Regions from separate parts of the Homo sapiens genome. Here all the other regions are linked to region 1. The links are chromatin contacts, found by Hi-C or POLR2A ChIA-PET in ENCODE. All regions are on one chromosome and are shown on one strand. The core of a region is the stretch at or near the end of the contact, and the rest is flanking DNA. Distances in the headings are between cores, read along the strand shown. Region 1 holds the start of TMOD1 (tropomodulin 1). Region 2 overlaps TRIM14 (tripartite motif containing 14). Region 3 holds the start of NANS (N-acetylneuraminate synthase).

What was found. Hi-C counts contacts between places; a loop is a spot of excess contacts on that map. ChIA-PET counts read pairs that join two places held with the same protein, here RNA polymerase II (POLR2A). Pooled maps may share reads with other maps.
Region 2: a map with no recorded cell type shows a loop between it and region 1 (4-fold over the local background). The contact joins the enhancer-like site here to the promoter of TMOD1 in region 1. A Hi-C loop is called at or near these places in 2 of 37 single-sample maps with no recorded cell type and 2 of 50 pooled maps.
Region 3: a pooled map shows a loop between it and region 1 (11-fold over the local background). The contact joins the promoter of NANS here to the promoter of TMOD1 in region 1. A Hi-C loop is called at or near these places in 4 of 50 pooled maps. POLR2A ChIA-PET finds 5 or more read pairs at or near these places in 2 of 52 experiments (GM12878 and activated T-cell).

Annotation. Positions count from the first base shown.
Region 1 is chr9:97,499,984-97,503,216 of GRCh38, forward strand. TMOD1 (tropomodulin 1) reads left to right here and starts at 1,683. Exons shown (of 10, transcript NM_003275.4): 1 at 1,683-1,820. RefSeq lists a silencer at 1,500-2,219.
Region 2 is chr9:98,102,217-98,105,449 of GRCh38, forward strand. The region is part of intron 2 of TRIM14 (tripartite motif containing 14); the gene reads right to left. Among named protein-coding and RNA genes, the nearest start is that of TRIM14, 15 kb to the right of the region's middle. Within about 2 kb of position 1,720, at least 9 of the 41 ENCODE cell types and tissues checked have a DNase peak (open chromatin) inside an H3K27ac peak, as active enhancers do.
Region 3 is chr9:98,055,201-98,058,433 of GRCh38, forward strand. NANS (N-acetylneuraminate synthase) reads left to right here and starts at 1,532. Exons shown (of 6, transcript NM_018946.4): 1 at 1,532-1,740. The coding sequence starts at 1,609. It also overlaps a transcript of TRIM14 not described here. RefSeq lists enhancers at 1,041-1,090, 2,131-2,250 and silencers at 1,281-1,630, 1,711-1,880.

The DNA.
Region 1 (3,233 bases), core at 433-2,932:
AAAATGGACAATAAATCTGAACAATTCACAAAACAAATCCAACTGGCCAATAAATATGAAGTGATACTCAACACATTAGGATATAGGGAAATGCAAGTTTGAACCTCAATGAGATACCATTACTCACATATCAGAATTTCTAAAGTGTTTCAATTTTTGTAACTTCAAGTGTTGTTGAAGATGGGAAACTGCACTGTACAATGGTACTATAACTTTGGAAGAGTTCAGGCTTATCTCTGCCGAAGTTGAGGTTAGGCTTTCTCTATCACCCAGCACTTCCAACAGCAGGCTGTGCGCGTGGACAGGAGGATTCTGGCAAGGAATGTTCGCAGCAGCACTATTTGTAATAGCTAAAACCTGGAAACAACCTAAATGCCCATTAATAGTCAAATGGATTTTTTTTTAAACTGTGGCATATTCATACAGTGAAAAACTACAGCTGCATAAAACCACAGATTAACAACAGATTTGAACAAATGAAGACATACTACAGAGGGAAGAAAAAAAACAAGGACATGATCACCGTAAGGGTCAAGAAAGTGATCATCTTTAGAAGGGAGTTGGGACCCAGGAGGGACAGGTTGGCTTCTGGGCTGTAGGCAATGTTCTCTGAGTGACTGGTTGCACAGGTGTTCACGTTGTAAAAAGTCATGAAGCTGCACATTTATTTTGTTTACACATACAACATAACTTATGTTGTATGTTCTTATATGTTCGATTCACAACAAAAATGTTTTAAAATAATCTGAAATATTAGATCACTGCTTATTTTTAAATGTATGGCATATACCCCTTGAAAAGAGCGTTCTCATTGTGAGGACTTTAGAGAAATTCATTTTCTTGAGAAACAAAATTTGGTTAATGAGTGTTTCTCATTAATAATCTATACATCAGGATTAAGAGCTGATTTTATTAAGGTCTACCCTACCAAAAGCTTTCCCATAATAATCCAAAATAAGACGTTTTCCTATTTCTATATAAATTCCTTTGCATGAGACATTTGTTTATTAAAACACTTAAAATTGTATTTGGAATAAACCACCTAAAGTGGTTTGTTCTGAAAAAAAAAAAAAAAAAAAAAAGCCTTTTAAGAACTTGGGTCTTTTTGTTGTGGTCATTTAAAATCAGTATTTTAGACACTCCACTCGCTCTCAGTGTAGAGAGAATGTATTCGATTGCGTGTTGGAACTACGTGTAGACAAAACGATCGCGGTTAAAGCTTGCGGCTCAGAGCCCACCTGGCCGCGCTGCTGGGAAACGGACGGAGCGGCGCTTCAATCAGAGGTGAAGGTGCAGCAGCTGCTTAGCTGGCTTTGGTCCATCACTTCTGGGGACTTCAGATTCTCAAAATCTTAAATTCTAAACCCCACAGGAATGCAAATCTGCCCACCTTTTCCCACATAACTCTACCGTCGCTCAAACTCTTCCTGGTACCAGCGGGGAAGCGGAGGAGACCCAGGCAGGGGCCCGCGCTCGCTCGGCTGCAGCCCGACTCCCCTGCGCTCCCGGCCCAGGGCCGCGTCCCGACGGGGAAGTGCGCTGCGCCCGGGCGCCCCCGAGTGGAGGGGGGGGGAAGGAGGGAGCCGGCGGCGGGCGGGGCGGGGCGCGGTGACAGCCGAGCCGGGCCCGCCCCTGGCTCCCACCCCCGAGCCCACAGCTCCCGCCCGCCCGCGGCCGCCCGGGAGCTCGTCCAGCCCCGCGCTGCGCTCGCCCGCCCGCTGCCCGCCGGAGCACCGCGGCCTCCGCCCGCGTCCATCTGCCCGCCGCCCGCGCCTGTTCCGCAGCCCGCGTCCGCGCCGGCCCCACAGCTCTGCGTCCGGGTAAGCCCCCACCCCGCCTGGGGTCCCCCTCGCGCTCGCGGGGCTCCCTGCCCCCGCTCCGGGGCCTCAGCCATATCTGGGCAAAATATTCAGCTGTCGCCGCCGCCGCCAAGAGGGACTGAGCGTGGCTCCCTCTATAAATAGCTGCCGCCTCGGGTTGCCTCTGGGGCTAGGGAGCCCGGGTCTCGGGGTTCCGAGCCCAGCGCTCCCGTCCCCGCCTCCCCGCGCGCGCAGCCCTGGCCAGGGCGCCCTCCGCTCTGGACCTCCGCACCGCGTCTGTGAACGCGAGAAGGACCCGGGGTTCTGGAGGAGACGGCGCCCCGGGCTGGGGTCCTGGCGGAGGGGCGCCCCCGCCACCCGCAGGACTCCAGCGCGGCGGGGCTCTGAGCCCGCGGGGTGCTCAGCTGGGTACAGGTGCCAGCCGGAGCTGGGCTCGGGGGCGCGGCCTCTTCTCCGCCTGCAAGAGTCTGGGGGTGGGAGTGGGGGAGTAAAGGCTCGACTGGACGTGGATCCCAGGTTCGCGCTGAGAGTGTTTGGGGCAGGTGAAGTTTCCCAAACTGGGAGAGACAAGGTTTAAAGCACCACGACACGCGCTACGCGGCCAAGTGGAGCTGGAAAGAGCTTGGAGGCGGGAGCCCCAGGTTGTCGCCGGCTCTCGGCATGGCCTTGGCAATCCCCCTCTTGTTTCTGGATCTCAGTCTCCCATTTGTAGGGGCGAGGTTTGGTAGCCGCGATGGAGCTGGGAGCCCAAGCCCTGAGAGCTGCAGGGCGCGCTCTTGGCCGCCTGCGCTCCCCACACCTGTTCACCCTCTCCGGGCCTGGGACGCTGGGGTCCCAGCCGCGCACATGCGGAGACGCTGCAGAAATCGGAGACTGACTGCCCCAGACTCGATCGTATCCTGGGACTCACTAAGGCCGTCGGATATCCTAAGCCGTACAACCCTAGGAAGTGCACTTTTGGGGTGCCTATGGGCATCTCTCTGCTCCGTAGCCGGCAAAGCAGCCTGTGAGCCACGCAGCTTCAGATGCGATGAGCTGGGCAGGGGCAGTGGTTCCAGTACAGCCGCTCCCTGGCCACAGTTTCCCGGTCTATATCGGGCCTATGATGCGTCCTCCAACCTGCGCAGCGCCGCCCCCTCCTACACCCTTCACCCACCGCTACTATTACAGACCCTGTCTCCAGCCCTCGCCCTATGCCCTCAGACTCTCGGAGACGACCTGGCCCAAGCTCCTCCGTGTCTGAATCGCAGAACCAGACCCTGAACCCAGGTGCTGGGCCCTCAGCGTGAGAACCCCTAGGGCCCCCACCCCATCTTTCTTCCAGAGGTGACTGCCATTTTGTCCTCTGTGCAGGGCCGCAGAGCCCCCTGCTCAAGGTCACACAGGGCCGGTCACGCCAGAAGTTCTGCAGTC
Region 2 (3,233 bases), core at 470-2,969, 600 kb after region 1:
ACAACCTTAGAAAACTCCACCTCCAGCTCCTGCCTCTTTGCAGACAGTCTTCTTTCTGCTGTCTCACCCATTGCTCCCTTTCAATGTATCTCCCCCTTTTCTCTAAATAAATCTGCCTTTCTAAACTCAATGCTGTTTTGGTAAATTATTTTATTCCCCTGTGCACCAGCCTCAGACAGTTGTTAACCATGACATATTTGGCACAATTTTCAATATGGGATATGTATATCGGTTCATTATATAAATTGTCCTACATTCGTACAATGAAATAATTTATAGCGATTACAAAGAATGCAGTGTGCTGATGCATGCTAAACATGGATGAACCTCGAAGACATCATCCCCAGTGAATTAAGCCAGACAAAAAAGGACAAATAATTTATCATTCCGCTTATGTGAAACATCTAGACCAGGCAAATTTATAGAGACAGAAAGTAGAGTCGACGTTACCAAGGGCTGGGAGAGGGGAAATGGGGAGTAATTGCTTGATGGTTTCAGAGTTTCTGTTTGGGATAATGAAAAAGTTTTGGAAGTAGACACAGGTGATGGCTATACAACATTGTGAATATAATTCATACCACTGAATTGAATACTTTAAAATGGTTAAAATGGCAAATTTTATGTTATGTATATTTTATCACCATAAAAAAAAAGAAGAAGAAAATATAACAACAAAAACAATGCAGTAGGCTGGGCGCGGTGGCTCACGCCTGCAATCCCAGCACTTTGGGAGGCTGAGGCGGGCAGATCATGAGGTCAGGAGTTCAAGACCAGCCTGGCCAAGATGGTGAAACCCTGTCTCTACTAAAAATACAAAAAAATTAGCCGGGCGTGTGGCGGGCGCCTGTAATCCCAGCTACTCAGGAGGCTGGGGCAAAGAATTGCTTGAACCCAGGAGGCGGAGGTTGCAGTGAGCCGAGATCATGCCACTGCACTCCAGCCTGGGCAACAGAACGAGACTCCATCTCCAAAAACAAACAACAACAACAAAAAACAATGCAGTAGACCTATATGTCCTGGCAGGGAAAGTTCTCCAGAAAAAAAAAAAACAGGTGAAAAAGAACAAGCTGCAGAATAATATAAGCAAGATAATCCAAATTTATGTAAAACATAATAAAACAAAACCTGTATATGGACATATGTATACATCTATATATTTGCAAGTGCAATTAAAATGTTTGTTAGTAGTGGTCATATTTGGCAAGAGGCATGGGATTGGGGGTAAGGGAAAAGAGAGGCTCTCACTTTGTACCTTATGTAGTTCCATACTATACCATTGTTTAAATTTTAAAAAATGACAATTTGTTCATGTATTATTTATACAATTAAAAAAACACTAAAGCTGGGCACGGTGGCTCACGCCTGTAATTCCAGCACTTTGGGAGGCTGAGGCGAATGGATCACGAGGTCAGGAGATGGAGACCATCCTGGCCAACATGGTGAAACCCTGTCTCTACTAAAGATATAAAAAATTAGCCAGGTGTGGTGGTGGGCACCTGTAGTCCTGGCTACTCGGGAGGCTAAGGCAGGAGAATCGCCTGAACCCGGGAGGCAGAGGTTGCAGTGAGCCGAGATTGTGCTACTGCACTCCAGCCTGGCAACAGAGCGAGACTCCGTCTCAAAAAAAAAAAAAAAAAAAATTAAACATAGGCCAGCTCCCTTCCTCAGCCCAAACATCTGCACAGTCCACATAGCAGAATGAACCCAGCACCCAGCCAGTCACGAGGGGTGGGCAGGCTCCCGTGATACCGTGTTCTCAGGGGGACAGCATGTGGTTTGGCAGCAAACAGGAGATGAGTTCTCTAAATCTGTGTTTCCTATCCAATGCTCCAGGCAGAGGATAGGTTCAGAGGCTAGCTCATACCACAGGCCTATGGATAGGTTCAGAGGCTAGCTCATACACAGGCCTATGGATTATAGCTTTAAGCTAGCCTGGGAATTAGTCCACATTTTTATGGTTGCAATGGGTCAATGAGCCTGGACACAAATATATATTTACTGAATGATCAAATGAAGAAAATAAAATGTATTTCAAACTCTTGATTTATGAACACATGTTGAAGCAACGTAAGTACACAGAGGACCTTTGCAGAGAAACCAAGAGAGCAAATATCTCCTCCCAACCAAGTTATGCTCCAAGCAGTTTTTATAGATCCACTTTGTAAAGTAGAAAATACAAAAGAAGCTTCACGACGCTATACCTTGTTCTAACTCTCAGCACAGTGGCAACCAGTATGGAAAACAGCCACCAGAAAACTTCTTGTATAAGCAGATGAGGCTGATTATGCAATATGGTCAGAAAGGGGTAGAGAGAGAGAGGGAAGGGGAGAGAGAGAGAGAGAAAGAGAGCAAGAGAATATCATGGTCATGAAATAAGGAAGTACGCCATCTGGTTTGGGTCCCACTGGTTCAAAGTGAAGATCCCAGCTGAACTGGGCTGGGCTTTGAAGAGAGCTGGTGGCTGGGTGAGGGCCTAACAGAGTCTAGCTGAGCAGGGTCTAAGGACTGTGGAAGAGAAAGAAGCTGAACAGCCATGAAGCCCCGGTCAGGGAAGGCTGGGGGATTTTGCACTCAGAGTGTGGGCTGCTGTGTGAATCCACCTCTGGGTCCTGTGGAGAGTGAGGAGATGAAAGGAGGGCGCTGTTTTGCTGAAAACTCAGTATGACTTCCAACAACCCTCCCACGGATGCCTCTCATGGGATGCACCACCAGGGAAAGAAGGCATGCTGTCCAACCTTGCCCAGACCACGTTAGCATGGGGACTCTTTAGACTCTGCTATGGTGGCAATGGCAGGCAGGAAGAGGCAGGGAGTGGCCATGCCCAGCAGGGGCAATGGACACCAGTGGCCTTGTCAGCAGCATGGCCTGGCAGGGTCCCCATCTTTTTGTTCCCAGTCTGGCAAAGGCTGGTTCATGTCCCCCCATTGGTGCCTTGATCCCAAGCCTTGGCTCAGTCCCTACAGCTCCTGCGGGTCACAGAGAAAGGCATGGAGCCAGCAACTGAGGCTCCTTATTCCACCCGCAGGGGTTCTGGGTCTGGTGCCAGGCTGGGCCCTTGTGTCTCAGGCCCATTTCCTGCCCATCCCCGGCTCTGCTCTGTAGGACAGAGGGGCTGAGCCCCGCCGACTGCATTTTCAGGATCACTTGACGTCAGGAGTTCGAGACCAGCCTGGCCAACATAGTGAAACCCGATCCCTACTAAAAATACAAAAATTAGCCAGGCACGGTAGTGG
Region 3 (3,233 bases), core at 282-2,781, 560 kb after region 1:
TAGAGACAGGGTTTCACCATGTTGGCAAGGCTGGTCTCGAACTCCTGACCTCAGGTGATCCACCCGCCTCAGCCTCCCAAAGTGCTAGGATTACAGGTGTGAGCCACTATGCCCCACCTTGGAGATCAGAGTTTTTAAGGATAATGTGGTGGGTTAAGAGAGGCCAGTATGCCAGGAGTGCTGATTGGTTGTGTTGGAGATAAAATCATAGAAAGTCAAGGCTGTCTTCTTGTGCCAAGTCAGTTCCTGGTTGGGGGACACAAGATCAGATGAACCAGTTTATCAATCTGGTGGTGCCAGCTGATCCATCAAGTGCAGGGTCTGCAAAATATCTCAAGCACTGGTCTTAGGTTTTACAATAGTGATGTTATCCCCAGGAGCAATTTGGGGAGGGTCAGAATCTTGTAGCCTCCAGGTGCATGACTCCTACGTGTCTAATCTTGTGGCTAATTTGTTAGTCCTACAAAGGCAGTCTAGTTCCCAGGAAAGAAGGAGGTTTATTTTGGGAAATAACTTATCTTATTTTTTAAATTAATTAATTAATTTATTTATTTTTGAGACAGAGTCTTGCAGTGTCACCAGGCTGGAGTGCAGTGGTGTGATCTGGGCTCACTGCAACCTCCACCTCCCGGGTTCAAGCGATTCTCCTGCCTCAGCCTCTCGAGTAGCTGGGATTACAGGCACGCACCACCACGCCCGGCTAATTTTTTTGTATTTTTAGTAGAGACGGGGTTTCTCCATATTGGTCAGGCTGGTCTCGAACTCCTGACCTCAGGTGATCTGCCTGCCTTGGCCTCCCAAAGTGCTGGGATTACAGGTGTGAGCCACCGCGCCCGCCCAGGTGATTGTATTTTAAGAGCCTGGGGCTGGGAGGTCCGGGTACTAGTCCCATCTCTGCTTTGGCTTTCTGGATGGCTTTGGACAAGCCAGTGCAACTTCTCGAACCTGTTGCCTCTCATATAATAGGAACCTCCGCCACTTCTTGAAAACTTACTACAAGCCAAGTATTGTGATCAGGGGTTTCTATACGTCATCTCACAGTTCTATTTTATTTTTTTGCTTCAGAGAGAAACAAAAATAACGCTCCGGAAGACTGAGTAACGTATATATGAGCAGGAGCTGGTGACTGGCATAGGCTGGACTCGATCCAGCTCTGTGATTCTAACTCTAGCAACCCTGTTTTTTCCATTACACCATAGGGCGCGCTCTCCCCATGCTCCTGAGAGCAGGACATAGACTATGCCCTGCGCAGGCAGCCGTCCGCCTCCTGCAGGGAATGCTTGCTCCTGGGTGCACGCACGGATACCGCGATGGTCCGAGACCACGCTCTGGGACAGCAAGCCTCAAGCCTCGCACAGGAGAGGGCCGCGGAGCTTCCTCGACCCGCCCCGCCGCCCTTCCCGCGGGAGGCCCCGCCCCCGCCCCCCGCCCCGATTGGCTGTCGGGAGAGAGGCGGGGCCTAGGGGATTGGCTGCCCGGCGACCGCGGGCTGACGTGGCGGGGCTGGCGTGTGGGTCTCGCAGCGTTGCTCACAGAACAGAGTAGAGGCGGCGGCGGCGGCGGCCGGACCCAGACTGGTAGTGAGGCTTTGGACCCCGAGCCGCTGCAATGCCGCTGGAGCTGGAGCTGTGTCCCGGGCGCTGGGTGGGCGGGCAACACCCGTGCTTCATCATTGCCGAGATCGGCCAGAACCACCAGGGCGACCTGGACGTAGCCAAGCGCATGATCCGCATGGCCAAGGTGAGGCGGCAGCTCCCGGGACCCGGGATTCGGGCGCCGGGAGGGGCGGGGCGGGGCCGCGGGGAGCCAGGGCCACACGGCCTCCGCGGCTGGGTACCCTGGTCCGGCCTCTTCCCGCCCGCCAGTTCCGTTTTCGGAATCCTTCGGATCCCTCTTCCTCACCGTGTCCGCCACCCTCGTGACCTTTCTGCATTACAGCAGCTGCCTCCTAACCCGACCTGTTTCCTCCCCGTTCTGGTGCCAGAATAATCTTTCTAAAAGTCAGACTTGATCAGACCATCCCCCCTGCCTGGCACCTTCTGTGGCTCCCTCCTGCCCGCGGGTAGAGTCGAAACCCTTTAACATAGCCTTCAAGATTTTAATGACTGGGCCCCTTCCAGCCCGTCATAATTCTTCTCTGACATTCTTCAGCGACACAGAGTTACTTTCAGGAATGACAGTTCCTGGAAGTTGCTGTGGTCTCTCTCACCCGCCATTCCCTGTATATGAAATATGAAGTGGTTAAAAGCCGGGCCTTTGAGTTCAAATCTCAGTTCCACCACTACTAGCTGTGTGAACATGGGCTGCTTACTTAGCCTCCGTGAACCCTTTTCCCCATTTGAAAACGGGGCTTGAAAACAACAGTTCTTTCCACATGGAGTTGTTATGGGGATCAAATGAGATTCTCAGATAGAGCTCTGAGCCCAGCACTTGGCACACATGAGTCGGTAAATGCGTGCTCCCTCTTCTGTTGGGACTGCCATATTCTTCATTACGACCCCAGCCCCCAGCATAAGGCCTGGCCTGCACTATGATTCTTTGGTTTAGAGATAGCTCACCCCATCTTTCCTTTCCCTTCATCAATGCTACTCAACTGATTTTGTATCATTTGTGATAGGTTTTTTAAATGTTTATTTATTTATTTATCTATGTTAGAGACAGGGTCTTGCTCTGTCACCCAGGCTGGAGGTTTTCTCTTACTGTTTTTTTTTTTTTTTCCTGGTTTTTTTTTTTTTTTTTTTTGAGACAGGGTCTCTGTATCACCCAGGCTGGAGTGCAGTGGCATGATCCCGGCTCACTGCAACCTCTGCCTCCCAGGCTTAAGTGATTCTCCCACCTCAGCCTCCCGAGTAGCTGGGACCCACAGGCGTGAACCACCATGCTGGGCTAATTTTTTTGTAGAGATGGGGTTTGGCCATGTTACCCAGGCTGGTCTCGAACTCCTGAGCTCAAGCAATCTGCCCACCTTGGCCTCCGAAAGTGCTGGGATTACAGGTGTGAGCCACCACCCTCGGCCCTTGCTGTTCCTTCGGGACTGGTTTTATGGAAACCTAATCACTGAATCATAAAAATACTTTACAAAAATAACATTGCTAACATTTTTTGAGTGCTTACTCTACCAGGTACTAAGCTAAATGCTGTACATGCACCATCTCATTTAATTTTTACAACAACCCAATGCCATGATGCTGCCGATTTCATTTTAAAGGCTAAGAGAAAATAAGTGACTTAGG